Regions from separate parts of the Homo sapiens genome. Here regions 2, 3 and 4 are each linked to region 1. Evidence: chromatin contacts called from ENCODE Hi-C or POLR2A ChIA-PET data. All regions are on one chromosome and are shown on one strand. Each heading gives the region's core, a stretch centred on a gene start or an enhancer-like site at or near the end of the contact. The rest is flanking DNA. Distances are from core to core; before and after follow the strand shown. Region 1 holds the start of COQ5 (coenzyme Q5, methyltransferase). Region 2 holds the start of ANAPC5 (anaphase promoting complex subunit 5). Region 3 holds the start of CAMKK2 (calcium/calmodulin dependent protein kinase kinase 2). Region 4 holds the start of BICDL1 (BICD family like cargo adaptor 1).

The links. Hi-C counts contacts between places; a loop is a spot of excess contacts on that map. ChIA-PET counts read pairs that join two places held with the same protein, here RNA polymerase II (POLR2A). Pooled maps may share reads with other maps.
Region 2: a pooled map shows a loop between it and region 1 (4-fold over the local background). The contact joins the promoter of ANAPC5 here to the promoter of COQ5 in region 1. A Hi-C loop is called at or near these places in 6 of 50 pooled maps. POLR2A ChIA-PET finds 5 or more read pairs at or near these places in 2 of 52 experiments (AG04450 and B cell).
Region 3: a loop to region 1 is called in a pooled map, with 8 times the contacts of the local background. The contact joins the promoter of CAMKK2 here to the promoter of COQ5 in region 1. A Hi-C loop is called at or near these places in 1 of 37 single-sample maps with no recorded cell type and 5 of 50 pooled maps. POLR2A ChIA-PET finds 5 or more read pairs at or near these places in 3 of 52 experiments (A673, activated B cell and activated T-cell).
Region 4: a pooled map shows a loop between it and region 1 (4-fold over the local background). The contact joins the promoter of BICDL1 here to the promoter of COQ5 in region 1. A Hi-C loop is called at or near these places in 3 of 50 pooled maps. POLR2A ChIA-PET finds 5 or more read pairs at or near these places in 2 of 52 experiments (H1 and activated T-cell).

Annotation. Positions count from the first base shown.
Region 1 is chr12:120,527,170-120,530,756 of GRCh38, reverse strand. It overlaps COQ5 (coenzyme Q5, methyltransferase), which reads left to right and starts at 1,599. Exons shown (of 7, transcript NM_032314.4): 1 at 1,599-1,817. The coding sequence starts at 1,616. RefSeq lists enhancers at 1,263-1,722, 1,069-1,838, 1,839-2,609.
Region 2 is chr12:121,350,354-121,353,940 of GRCh38, reverse strand. It overlaps ANAPC5 (anaphase promoting complex subunit 5), which reads left to right and starts at 1,530. Exons shown (of 17, transcript NM_016237.5): 1 at 1,530-1,807. The coding sequence starts at 1,601. RefSeq lists enhancers at 1-427, 428-1,103, 1,528-1,787, 1,780-2,455.
Region 3 is chr12:121,294,705-121,298,291 of GRCh38, reverse strand. It overlaps CAMKK2 (calcium/calmodulin dependent protein kinase kinase 2), which reads left to right and starts at 1,583. Exons shown (of 17, transcript NM_001270485.2): 1 at 1,583-1,654. RefSeq lists a silencer at 898-2,047.
Region 4 is chr12:119,987,637-119,991,223 of GRCh38, reverse strand. BICDL1 (BICD family like cargo adaptor 1) reads right to left here and starts at 1,988. Exons shown (of 10, transcript NM_001367886.1): 1 at 927-1,988. The coding sequence starts at 1,355. RefSeq lists silencers at 1,011-1,220, 1,231-1,300, 1,351-1,440, 1,721-2,360, 2,381-2,440 and 1 more and enhancers at 372-1,343, 1,344-2,317.

The DNA.
Region 1 (3,587 bases), core at 350-2,849:
TATCATATGAAATAAGAGAACAGTGAAATACTGTTGGTCTGGATACTTAATCTGATGTGCAGAAGGAACAGCCCTAAATCCTGAGATCCATTCTTTTATATAACTAGATATGGAAGATATAAGATTCTTTGATGAGACTTTATTTATTTATTTATTTATTTATTTATTTATTTTTGAGATGGAGTCTGGCTCTGTCACCCAGGCTTGAGTGCAGTGGTGCAATCTCAGCTCACTGCAACCAGTGACTCCTGGGTTGAAGGGATTCTCCTGCTTCAACCTCCTGAATAGCTGGGACTACAGGTGTGCACCACCATGCCTGGCTGATTTTTGTATTTTAGTAGAGACGGGGTTTCACCATGTTAGCCATGCTGGTCTCGAACTCCTGACCTCATGCAATCCGCCCACCTCGGGCTCCCAAAGTGTTGGGATTACAGGCGTGAGCCACCGCACCCAGCCACTTAATTTCTTTTAACAAAGACATGAGAATTATGAATACATGGATGAATCATTTCGCCCTTGTATCCTTCCTTTTTTTTTTCTCATCACTATACCAACGAGGACCTTCTATCATTCTTAAAATAAAAGAGAAAGAAACAGAAATCCCAGCGCAGTACTTCCCAAACGAAAGCGGTTAGGTGTCCATCTGTCAGGCTATATTAAACCAGGAAGAGAATTTTCATTTCAAAACAGTTTCTTCTATTGGCGCTTTCTCCTCGTGAAATATTTACAGGAAACATACATTTAAAATGGAATGAAAGCAGAAACATACAGTAATCCAAGCAAAACTCAACAACGTCCGTTCTTTATTTTGCACAAGACGGTCTGCATTACCCTTGCCATTAAAAAAAGACTGAAAATCTGGGGCTGAAGTAAAACACCCATGACATGCCACCTGGAGCTAGGAATGTAGCTTTGTGTCAGCAGGAGACCAAGTGTGAGTGGTGGTTCTGGCTTGCTAAGTGGATACCAGAGCTTTCGTTCCCATTTATGAGCTTCCTAGGTTCATAAAACGGACAGAACAAAGAAGTCTGTCCTATGTTTATTTTTCAGAGTAGTGTAACATATGTTTCTCAAGAATGGTCTGCATCTTTAGCATCAGAATCGCCAGAGAAATTTGTTTAAATAGAGATTAAAGGGATATAGGTCAGATCAAAATCTCTGGTAGTTGGGGACCCAGGAATCTTCATTTTAAAACGTAAACCAAGTGATTCTTACGCTCAACAAAGTGTGCAGGAATTGGCCCGTGATCTTGGCTTTTTAACCACACCATGCCTCAATTTCCCCCTTCTGCACAAGACAACAAGAGTTCCTGGATATCTTGCGAGTTAGTACTTTTCTGCCTAGCCGGATTCAGAGACATGGCCGCTAAGAGGTGACCCGGGGCTCCCCTGAGATCCCCTGATTCCTGGTGAATTGTAAATTCAATTTGAGAAGAGAGAGAGGAAGGGATTTCCGATACTTAGAGACCACCCTTTGGATCCTAGAGATAATGCCGGCACAACTGTGTATCAGATTTCAGGGCGCGTTCGGCTAATAATGTTGCCGGCCAGCCGCCGTCGTTCGTGGAGTGACGCAACAAGGCGTACTCTCTGGCCGTTGTCACTCGACTACCAAGATGGCGGCCCCCGGGAGCTGTGCTCTATGGAGCTATTGCGGCCGTGGGTGGTCGCGGGCGATGCGGGGCTGCCAGCTCCTCGGGCTTCGTAGCTCTTGGCCCGGGGACCTACTAAGTGCTCGGCTCTTGTCCCAAGAGAAGCGGGCAGCGGAAACGCACTTTGGGTTTGAGACTGTGTCGGAAGAGGAGAAGGGGGGCAAAGGTGAAAGGGGCGAGAGGGCGGATGGGAGGGATCTGACCGTCCATGGTCTGGTTTCTTCTGGCCAGTTAGGGTTGATTTAACATCCAATTAGTTCCAGTGTTGTTGTCTGTGCAGTTATGATTTTTTTTTTTTTTGGAGACAGAATTTCGCTCTTGTTGCCCACACTGGAGTGCAATGGTCCGATCTTGGCTCACTGCAACCTCCGCCTCCCGGGTTCAAGCGATTCTCCTGCCTCAGCTTCCCGAGTAGCTGGGATTACAGGCGCCCGCCAGCACGCCCGGCTAACTTTTTTGTATTCTTACTAGAGATGGGGTTTCACCAGGCTGGTCTCGAACTCCTGACCTCAGGTGATTCGCCTGCCTCGGCCTCCCAAAGTGCTGGGATTACAGGCGTGAGCCACCGCGCCCAGCCAGACGCCCCCTTTTTAAAAGCAGAATACTGATGACTAAATCCCATCAACTGAGCGTTTGTGATGTGCCAGGCAACGTACAGACATTATTTTCAATTCTCATTTTCAACATTCCAGTAGTGGGTATTGTTATTACCATATTACACGTGAGGAAATTGAGACTTAAAGGTTAAGCAAGAAGTTGCCCAGTTGAACATATCAGTAAGTGGCGGAACCAGTATTCAAACCCAGTTTAATCTGAGTCTGAAGCCCCCGTTCTTTACCTCTAGAGAAAAATAGGGGTTTTTTTGGTTGTTTTTATTTATTTATTTATTTATTTATTTATTTTGAGACGGAGTTTCGCTCTTGTTGCCCAGGCTGGAGTGCAATGGCGCAATATGGGCTCACTGCAACCTCAGCCTCCTAGGTTCAAGCGATCCTCCTGCCTCAGCCTCCTGAGTAGCTGGGATTACAGGCATCTGCCACTGTGCCCTGCTAATTTTTGTATTTTCAGTAGAGACGGGGTTTCTTTTTTTTTTTTTTTTTTTTTTTTTTTTTTTTTTGAGACTGAGTCTCTCTCTGTCACCCCCAGGCTGGAAGGCAGTGGCGCGATCTCGGCTCACTGCAAGCTCCGCCTCCTGGCTTCACGCCATTCTCCTGCCTCAGCCTCCCGAGTAGCTGGGACTACAGGGGCCCGCCACCATGCCCGGCTAATTTTTTGTATTTTTTTTTTAGTACAGACAGGGTTTCACCATGTTAGCCAGGATGGTCTGGATCTCCTGACCTCGTGATCCACCTGCCTCGGCCTCCCAAAGTGCTGGGATTACAGGCATGAGCCACCACACCGGCCAATGTATAATCAACATTTTACAATGTATAATCAATGTATAATCAACATTTCACACAGTGGCAAGCAAGGAAGAAGTTAACTACTGAACTAAATATGAATTCCAGATTGGGGACTGAGATTGCAGTACAGACAGTCCTCGCTGTGCACAGTAATGCAAGACTGTGAAAATGTGCAAGCTGAAGTCATACACAATGACCTTAATCAATGGGAAAAATTAGAATTGTTTTATGACCTTTAAAAATTATCAACCATCAAAAACCCTGTCAGTTATAAATGTATAGTGAAATGAAAAAATATATACTGAAGTTGATATTTATTTACAGCCAGGTGCGATGGTTCACACCTGTAATCCCAGCACTTTGGGAGGCCGAGGTAGGCACTTGAAGTCAGGAGTTCGAGACCAGCCTGGCCAACGTGGTGAAACCTCATCTCTACTAAAAATACAAAAAAAATTAGCCAAGCATGGTGACGCACGCCTGTAATCACAGCTAATTAGGAGGCTGAGGCAGGCAAATTTCTTGAACCTGGGAGG
Region 2 (3,587 bases), core at 281-2,780, 820 kb before region 1:
AGGCTGAGGTGGGAGGATTGCTTGAGCCTGGCATTCCTGAGGGCGAGGGGGTCTCCTGCCCTGCTCATGTCTAATTACCTACTTTAACTGGAGGCTGAGGTTGCAGTGAGCCGTGAGCGTGCCACTGCAGTCCAGCCTCGGTAGCAGAATGAGAGAGAGAGAAAGTATAATTTAAACAAACATAAAAATGGGCACAAGGCAGGCCGGGCGCGGTGGCTCACGCCTGTAATCCCAGCACTTTGGGAGGCCGAGGCGGGAGGATCACGAGGTCAGGAGATTGAGACCATCCTGGCTAACACGGTGACACCCCGTCTCTACTAAAAATACAAAAAATTAGCCGGGCGTGGTGGCCGATGCCTGTAGTCCCAGCTACTCGGTAGGCTGAAGCAGGAGAATGGCGTGAACCAGGGAGGTAGAGCTTGCAGTGAGCAGAGATCGCGCCACTGCACTCCAGCCTGGGCGACAGAGGAGACTCCGTCTCAAAACAAAACAAAACAAAACAAAAGGCACAAGGCACAGTGTGTGCATGTGGATAGCCAAAGTTGAATGGTATGTGGTTTTTCTTTCAAGGGACATAAAGACTAATAGGGATACCAGATCATTAATAATAATTCAGGGTATAGAGAACTAAGTGTCTTGGGAGAGGTACAGATGAACGGAAGGGGAATTGTGAAAAATCAGGTTCAAAATGTTGGCTGGGGATTGCTTTTGGAGGGCTTTGAAATGCAGAGTATAGATTTTGTAGTTTATTAGGTAGGAAACTGACTCAGCACATGGAGGTGATGTTGCTAATGTTCTATTTCACGTAAGGATACACGACCACTGGCAACCTGATCTGGCTGTCTGCAAATGGCATTTGTGAAACGCTGAAGAAAAATCTCATGTTCCTATCTTTAAAAAGACAGAGTTAAACTCCTAAACATTTGAGTTTAAAAGTAACATAATAAATACATACTTTAAGGGTGCAAATTTAATTTCGGTACTTTTAAACACAATCATTTAAACATTCTATTTGAACTATTTTCAAATTACATGAACAAGCCAGGCGCGCTGCCTGTAGTCCCAGCTTCTCGGGAAGGCGGGAGGATCGCTCGAGCCCAGGATTTGGGAGGGTGCAGTGCTCTTTGAGGGCGTCTACGAATAACCACTGCCCTCCAGTCTTGGTAACATAGCGAGATATCGTCTCAAACAACAACAACGACAACCACCACCACCACCACCAACAACAACAACCAACAACAAAAAAACCACTTTGGGAGCTCCTCAGTCCCTTCAGCCCCGACCCCAAGCATCGACTTCCCCTCCCATCCGGTCCCTGTCCACGTAGCCTGGGAACCTGCTCCCACTCGGCAAAAGTTTCTGTAGGGAGTCAGTCTTTTGGTGCACCCCTCCCCGCACTCTTGTACATTCTGACTGGCTGTCGCTCTCCCATGTGCTCTGACAGACTGCTCTGATTGGTTAACAAATGCCGCGAGCACGCGGATGTCTGTTTCCTGGGATATTGTGAGGGCGGGCGGAGATGTAGACCCGGTAGTGTTGTGCCTTGTGGTGACAACTGGCGGCAGCGCGCCGCGGGCCCGAGACTTAGTCTCGGGCCGCCATGGCCAGCGTCCACGAGAGCCTCTACTTCAATCCCATGATGACCAATGGGGTTGTGCACGCCAATGTGTTCGGCATCAAGGACTGGGTGACGCCGTACAAGATCGCGGTGCTGGTGCTGCTGAACGAGATGAGCCGCACAGGCGAGGGCGCCGTCAGCCTCATGGAGCGGCGGAGGCTCAACCAGCTGCTCCTGCCCCTGCTGCAGGTGAGAGGCGCCCGCTGGCTCCTGCTCGTGCAGCAAACTTTTACTGAGCATCTGCTCTGTGCGGAACCCTGGGCTTGGGGACACTCGTGTCCATCAGATACTCTCCCTGCCTGGAGGAACGTGAAGAAATAAAGATAGCTACTACCGGTAGCTAACACGTACTGAGCGTTTACGGTGGGCCAGGCGCTTTACATGCATTTTTTTTTTTTGCAAGTTCATGTCTGGCTCCAGTATTTATTAGCTGAGAGTTAGAGTCTCAGATCCTGTATCTTCTTTAAAATGGGGCTATACAATAGAGCGTTGGAGACACAGGGATAAGTCATACAGGCTCCCTATCCTAGAGGACCGTAATAAACAGTAAAAATGCCATAAAACCGGGCCGGGCGCAGTGGCTCACGCCTATAATCTCCGCACTTTGGGAGGGTAAGGCGGGTGGATCACGAGGTCAGGAGTTCGAGACCAGCCTGACCAACGTAGTGAAACCCCGTCTCTACTAAAAACACAAAAAATTAGCTGGACGTGGTGGCGGGCACCTGTAATTTCAGCTACTCGGGAGGCTGAGGCAGGAGAATCGCTAGAACCTGGGAAGCGGAGGTTGCAGTGAGCCGAGATCGCGCCACTGCACTCCAGCTTGGGCGACAGTGCAAGACTCCGTTTCAAAAAAAAAAAAGGCATAAAGCCAAGGACGAGCACTGATTGAATACTTAACTGTGTGCTAAGCACTTTACTTAAAATTTGTTTTAAATTATTATTATTTTTTTGAGACAGGGTCTCGCTTTGTCGCCCAGGCTGGAGTGCAGTAGTGTGATCGCGGCTCACTGCAGCCTCGACCTCTCAGGCTCAGGTGATCCTCCCACCTCAGCCTCCCAAGTAGCTGGGAGTACAGGCGCGGGTCACTACGCCCAGCTAATTTTTTTGCATTTTTTGTAGAGACGGGATTTTGCCATGTTACCCAGGCTGGCCGGGAACTCCTGGACTCAAGCAATCCTCCCGTCTGGTCTCCCAGAGTATTGGGATTACAGGAGTGAGCCACTGCGCCCGGCCGTCATGTGTTATTTCATTTTGCAGACACAGGTTTAGCTCAGATAATTAAGTTCCTTAATTCATTTGGGTCTCAGTTTTCTCTCTGTAAAATGGGAACAATAGTAGAAACTGTTACTAGCATGTAGTAAATGCTCAATATTACTAGAATTTTCATTTTAGTGTGTTCACATATGGCATATACCTTCCCCTATATCAGTTGTGGTTTTTCCATTTATATTCATGGTTACGTGAGTGATGGCCTTCTCTCCCATTAGACGGTAACCTCCACCAGCTCAGTACTTAGTCCTGTTTTTGTTTACTGGTACATCCCCAAAGCCTCCTAGAATGCCTGAGTAGTTTTTTGTAAAATGAATGAAATGCGATAGAGGTGGATGAGTGCACTCATGGAGAGGATTTTTTTTTTTTTTTTGAGACGGAGTCTCGCTCCGTCGCTCAGGCCAGAGTGCAGTGGCACGATCACGGCTCACTGCAGGCTCCGCCTCCCGGGTTCACGCCATTCTCCTGCCTCAGCCTCCGGAGTAGCTGGGACTATAGGCTCCCGCCACCACGCCCGGCTAATTTTTTGTATTTTTAGTAGAGACGGGGTTTCACCGTGTTAGCCGGGATGGTCTCGATCTCCAGACCTCGTGATCTGTCCGCCTCGGCCTCCCAAAGTGCTGGGATTACAGGCATGAGCCACCGCGCCCGGCCCGAGGATTTCTTACAGAAAGTGTGAAGCTGTGCCTTGATGGATAAG
Region 3 (3,587 bases), core at 334-2,833, 770 kb before region 1:
GGGTGCAGCGAGCCGTGATCGTGCTACTGCACTCCAGCCTGGGCAACACAGAGAGACCCTGTCTCAAAACAAACAAACAAACAAACAAACAAACAAACAAAAAAAACAAAGAAAAAAAAATGGGAGTGGGCCGGGCGCGGTGACTCACACCTGTAATCCCAGCACTTTCGGAGGCCAAGGCGGGTGGATCACGAGGTCAGGAATTCAAGATTAGCCTGGACAACATGGTGAAACCCCATCTCTACGAAAAATACAAAAATTAGCCAAGTATGGTGGCCGGCGCCTGTAATCCCAGCTACTCGGGAGACTGAGGCAGAGAACTGCTTGAACCTGGGAGGCAGAGGTTGCAGTGATCCGAGATCGCGTCACTGCACTCCAGCGTGGGCGACAGAGCGAGACTCCGTTTCAGAAAAGAAAAAAAAAAAAAAAAAAAAGGGAGTCGGGGTGGAGCTCTCATTGGCTCGTTGCATGTGAGTGTCCCTACGGCCTAGAAATACAAGAGAAGCACATCGGAACGGGCTGGAAATCCACCCAGTTAACTAGAGGGCTTTGAACCTTTTATTAACTTGGAGGTTGACTCTCCTGTCAACTCGATTCCCTTTTGGCTGTTTGGCAGGGTCAGTGAGACATCCCCTGGGTCGCTCGACCCCGTAGGACGGTTCAGGGAGCCCTCCAGGTCTTCGTTTCTCCTCTTCCCCGCACAGTGCTGTTATCCAGCTGGGGGATCCAACGCACACTTAAGGCTCCAGCAAAGTAAGTGCCAAAAAGGGGAGAATGGGAAGAATATGCTGTATTTCACAAAAAGCATCTAAGTAGCCATCTGGAAAAGCCAGAATGAACTTCAATGGTGCATCCAGGTGGGCTGGGGATGGGAGAGGAACGCCTTCCCCCAGCCTTTAGGGCCGGCCCTGAGCAAGTGGTCAGTCGGCAGGCAGCTGCGGAAGGGGGCTCCCCCGAGTCGGTGGTGGCCCAAAGTCCAGGCCGCATCCACCGCCCGGCGCCTAGCGCAGGGGCAGCAGCCGGGTCGCCACAGGAGGGGCCCCGGGTGTTCTTGCCGGCTTGGGGGAACTTTCCCAGGGTCAGCCCGGAGGCGCCCTGCAGCCCCGGCATTTGGCTAAACAAAGCAAGCGCTGCCGGCGCGGCCCGCCCGAGGGCGCCGCGGGAAGAACCTGGGCAGGTGCGCGCCGCGGGCGAGCGGGTACAAAGTTGCGGCGCCACCTCCTGCGCTCCGCGCCCCTCCAGGCTCTCCTCCCAGCCGCCTCCGATCCTCCCGGCCGGGCCTCTCTTCCCCCGTTCTTCGCCTCCTCCCTTTCTGCTCCTTGCCCTTCGCCTCTTCGCTACTTTCGTCTTTGCAGGCTCCCGCCTCCCCACCCCTCCCCGGCGCAGGGCCGAGCCGGCGGGGGCGCGCAGGGGGCGGTGCGCGGCGGGCGCGGGCGGTTCCGCTTTCGGGTTTCCCGCCGCCGTGGCCAATCCCCGCGCTGCCCGGGGCGGCGACGCGCCCAAGCCGAGCCGGGCGGCTCCTCCCGCCCCCGCCCCCCGCGCGCCCGCCGCCCGGGCGGAGGAGAGGAGCGCGCGGCCGCGCAGAGCAAGCTGAGCCGAGCCGAGCCGAGCTGGGGGCGCAGAGCGCGGGAGGCGGCGGCGGCGCGGAGCCCAGGTGAGCTGGCGGTAGCCGGGCCCGGGGCAAGGGACGCAGCCGCCGCGGCCCCGGGCGCCCGCTCCGTTTCCCTCTCGAGGCGGGGGACCGCCGCCGGCATGGCACACAAAGCCCGGAGGCTGGCCTGGGGCTCCCAACACGGAGGGACCCCACGTGCGCCTCCCCACGCCCCGCCACGTGGAGGGACACGGTCCCCGACAGCCCTTCCCCCGCGTCCTCTGGGCGCCCTGGGCCTCGGGATGGCCTCCTCGGCTGGGCCGCGCCCTGTCCGGGTGGCAGGGGCGGTCCTGGAGTTTGGAACCGGGGTCACCGGGGGCCGGGTCCGTCAGGGTTCGTGGAGGCGGCCTAGGCCCAGCCCCTCGCGTTTGACAGGTGGGGAAATCTGGAGCGTTCCGGGGAAGAGAGGACCAGCGGACTTGGAGCACCCCCACCCCGCAGCCTGCCTGTCTCGGGGCAAACCCAGGCCCTGGTGGCTTGGACACCAGGTGGCAGGACCCTAGGCCAGCAGTTGTGGGGACCTAGGGGACCTTTGGCTGTCTTCGGTCTGCCCTTTGACCACCCCCACCGCACCTCTTCTCTCAGCCGGAGCCTCACAGGCTTGGTCCTTCTGACCTAAATTCACCTCGGGGTTGCAGTATGCTGTGAATGCGGAGAGGCGTCCGCCTGACTCTCAGGGACACTGGACCCAGCCCCTCTCAGCATTGGGGCTCTGTGCCTGGGGTGCCACCCGACCCAGCCTTGAGCTTTTCCTGGCTTTCCCCCAGCCCCTGCACTGCCTAGCTGGGGAAGTGGGTGCTTTCACAGCTCTGCCAGCCTGCCCTCCTGGCCACTCTCACTTAGTGCTGGACAGGATGCAGCTCAGCCCCTCCGATCTCCCCGAGAAGGCTGAGCTTTGGGGAGGGCGTCTCAGTGCTATCAGCAAGAGAGGGATACCTGGCCTCCGGATGGGACCTGCAGCGTCCATCTCCCTACAGGCTACTTTTACCTTCCCCAGCCTGGTGTTTGGAGTCTCCACGCAGGGGATAGAAACTTCAGGTGCCCTAGAGCTGTGCTGCCATTTACCACTCCCCCTCCCCTAGCTCTGCCCCCAGAGGAGAGAGAAGAGGATGGCTTTATGTCCCCATAAGCTCCTTTGTTCCTTGGAGGAGGCGGGGGCTGCAACAAGGGGAGGGCTTTGGGGGAGTTAGCCACCCTCTTCCCTAATCACCCCACAAAAACATGCAGTTTCAGAATAAATAGTGTGCATGCCATGCAAATGCAGCTTTAGGGCAAGCCCCACATACCCCTTCCAGACTGCTGCTCATACACCCTTCCTATGGAGGAAGCAGGCATTGGTGACACACACCCTTCCTATGGAGGAAGCAGGCATTGGTGATGAGGACGCAAAACATATTTTTGTAATGAAGAGTAATAGCCATCATTTGATGAGCCCCTAACTTGGATAATAATAAGAATACTTATTTATTTATTTTGAGACGGAGTCTCTGTTGCCCAGGGTGGAGTGCAGTGGCACAATCTTGGCTCACTGCAACCTCCGCCTCCCGGGTTCAAGCGATTCTCATGCCTCAGCCTCTCCAGTAGCTGGGATTACAGGCGCCCACCACCATGCCTGGCTAATTTCTGTATTTTTAGTAGAGAAGGGGTTTCACCATGTTGGTCAGGCTGGTCTTGAACTCCTTACCTCAAGTGATCCGCCTACGTCAGTCTCCCAAGTGCTAGGATTACAGGCATGAGCTGCCACCTGGCCCTGGACAATAATAATAATAACAGTATTAAAAACTAACATCTATTGAGTTCTTGCTGCCTGCCAGATTCTGTGCTATGTGTTACATGCATTATCTCATTTAATGCCTACCAAATCCTACAACGTAGGGAATTTTAACCCCATAGTAGAGATTAGGAGACTGAGGTTTACAGAAATCCTGCAGTGTTG
Region 4 (3,587 bases), core at 739-3,238, 540 kb after region 1:
TAACAATAATAGTAAACGCACAGGCAGGAAAGGTAAGTCACAGGTGACTCCCTCTCCCCATCCCCCTGCCCCTTTTTTTTGCAATCTAATTTTTAGAAATGCTGGCATTCTGTACTGCATTCAAGGCCCTTTTCTAGTTAAGGGCAAGAAAACAAACAACTCTGAAAGACTGCCTAGAGAACTGGCAGAAATATTACGGATACCTTAACAGGTATTTTATAACAGAAGTTAAAGTAATATGGTTCTCATAGGTTGCATTTGGTCATTCAATTGCAAGCCTGAGACCCAGAACACAGAAAAGTACTGTTTAAATACACATAAATACTGAGGCCCAAATTAAATCCACTACCAGCGGTCACATGTTGAGCCCTGGCTCGCCTGATTTCTGCAATGGAACCACATTTCCTAATCCCTGAGCATTTGAAGGCTATATAAAGCTCCTTTAGGGGCACTTGTTTCCCACAACTCTGAGCTGCCAGGAAGTTAAGACAAGGGCATCTAAAGGCCTTAACGCCCAAACTGGAAGGCTTTAGGCTAACACCCTGATTAGAGATTAACTGCTCTGAAAACCTGCAACATATTTTAAATGCTTCCCGACTTCCTCATTTCTCTGTATGCAGACATCACCTCAGTGCTATATAGTCATACTGTAAGCTCTATTTTAGATGCTGGGTACAGTACGTATATAGAACGGCCCACAGCGGCTGGAGCCACGCATGGACCCATTTGCTGTGAGCGGGGTGGGGAAGTCAAGTGGGTTCAACGAAATCTGATAATCCTCCATCCTCCCTCCCCCATTCATTCCAGATTTTCTGCGAGGTAGGGTGAGCAACGAAGTGGGGGTGAGTGGTTCCCTAACTGCCCAGGGCCGGGCGCGTGCCTGGGCGGCCCCTGCTCCCCACCCATCCCTGGAGGGAGGTCCTCACCTCGAGCTTGTCTGTCAGCTCCTTATGCATCTGCTCGTACTGCCGGCTCATGTCCTGGTTCCTCTCGAGCAGCGCCTTACCCAGCCGGGCCGCCAACACCAGATCCTTCTCCTTCTGTCGGATCACCGACAGCAGCTCGGGGTCCTGGGAGGGCGGCGGCTGCGGTCCGGCCCCCTCGGCCAGAGACCCAGGCTCGGCCTGAGGGTGTTCCCCGGGGTCGGACGGCCGCTCCCCGGCCGCCAGCAGCGCCAGCTCCTCCTCTAACGCCAGTTCTAGCTCCCCGGAGCCCCCGGGGAAGATGAGGGCGGCGGCGGCGGCGGGACTCCGGACTGCGTCCCCGGCCGCGGCGGGCAGCTCCATGCAGCAGGCGCTGTCCGGCTCGGCGGGTGCTGAAGCGCGGCCGACCAAGCCCAGGCAGAAAGCGGACATGGCCCGCGCGCGCGGAGCCCGCAGCGGTGCGGCCCGGCCCGCGCGCGCCAGGCTGCAGGGGGGAGGGGCCCTGCCGCGCCGCCCCGCGTCCCGCGCCTCGCCTCGCGCCGCGGCACGCGCCCCCGGGTCCCCGCGAGCCCTGGGCGCGGCGCGCGCCGGCCCGCCCCTCCCCCGCGCCGGCGGCACGCGCCCCCTCCCCCGCCCCCGGGCTCAGCTGCTCAGGCGCGCGCGGGAGGAGGGGGTGGGGGTAGTGGCGGAGTAGGTGGTGGGAACGGGAAGGCTGGGGAAGGGAGGACTCAGGAACAGAGACTGAGGGTCGGCGAAGCGGGAGGGGAGGAAGCGAGGAGGAACGCCGCCGCCGGGTTCTCAGCCGCCCTGTTGCCGCTGCCGCTGCTGCTGCTGCTGCCGCCGCCGGCCGGGCAGCGCCTCACGGGGCGGGCTGCGCTCCGCTGTCGCCGCGACGCTTCCTGCTGCTGCTGCTGTTGCCGGCGGCCGCTCTCTGCAGCCGCACTCCATGACCCCCGGCTCCGCGGCAGCCCCAGCAGCAGCGGCGGCGACGGCGGCTGCTGCTGCTGCAGGGGCCGAGGCGGCGGCTCCACATCGCGCGCCGCGCAACCCGGCGAGCTCCTTCCTGCCTTCCCCGGCTCCTCCCGGCTCACCGGGCCGGCAGCGCCCCGCCCCGGGCTTCCGGCCGCGTCCCCTCGCCCCGCCCCTTGCCGGCGCCTGACGCGCGCGGGCACCTGTTCGCCCCGCCCGCGCGGGATTCGCCGGCTCGCGGGTCTCCTCAGCGACGCCCAGGTGGCGCCGGCGGCCTTAACCCCTGCTCTGCCTCACGCCCTGCGGGCGGCTGCGCGCGCCGCCTGCGGAGGCGGCTGGCGCATCCCTCACGGTCCTGGCTGCCTCACCGCGCGGCCACGCCCCCAGCCTTGCACCCACTTCGGGGTGCGGTTCCGCCCTCAGCCTCGCTCAGAGCTGGGGTGTGGCCACGCCCTCAGCTCTCGTACCTCGGGGTGTGGCCTCGCACCCGGCCTCGCTCTCACCTCGGACGGAGCGCGGCCCCGCCCACCGCCTGCTGCTCACCTCCAGGCGCGGCCCCGCCCCCAGCTACTTGGAAGCCGGGGCGCGCCTCAGAGTTCTGTTGCCGCATCTCTGGTGGTGTCTGGGGCAAAGGGGACTGAGGACATTCCTCCAAGACTGGTGACCCGGCCCCGAGAAAGACATACCCTCACGAAATTTAGGTCTGGGCCCCCAGGAGAACTAAGCAGTCAGGAGAGGGAGCCCTAGAGAGCAGTAGGAGGAGGGAGGACTTCGGAAACCAGGCATCTTCATGCTGATGACTCAGGGATATGAAGGACCAGATGCTTCGCAGATCAGCAGCCCGGAGAGAAAGGGTTTCTGCGGAGAAATAACGGAAAAAACTGCTCACAGATGGGAATACGAAGCAAAGAACCTCCCTAATAATAACTACCGTTTATTCGGCACTCAGTGTGTGCCATGTCCTGTATTAAGTGCTTGATAGTCATTATTTTAGATAATCCTCACAAGAACTTTATAAAATCAGTACTGCCGCTTGTCATTTTAACAGAGAAGGAAATTAAAGCCTGAGAGATGGCATCGTCTGCCCAGGTCATTACAACTGGTAGAGTCAGGATTGAGATCTAGCCAGGCCGACGCCAGGGATCACGTGAATCATTATTCTTTATTTTCTTCACATAGAAGCAGTCTTGAGGAAGATAAATGGTCCTTTGTGACCAAGATGGATTGGGTGGATATGGAAGGAACATTTCCTCAATGATTAAAGGAAGGTTTGGAGAGCCTACTGGGTGACTTGCAGTCATTCCTTGGTGTTGACCTCGTTGGTGGTGCTACGTGTCTCCTATTTCCAGAAACAATCCCATCTAAAGCTAGAATTCGTCCCTATGCTTCCTTTTCCTCTTGGACAGACAACCCATTTTTTACTTGGATCATGCCTTTCTTCTTTTCATCCCAGTGAGATGGAAATTTCAGAACATCAAGAGGCTGAAATGGGTCAAATAGTTTCTCATGGTTTTTATCGCTTATTAAATTCAGAGCCTAAACAATATTCAAGTTTTAACATCGTTACCCTTAGACTGAAGGCCAGAATCTGAAAAGCTCCTGGGCCTCAGGGCTGGCATTGTTCACTTGTTGACTGGAAAGGAGACAGACAGTTGAGGGATTCCCACATCAATCTTAGAGCTAAATTTCTGCAGT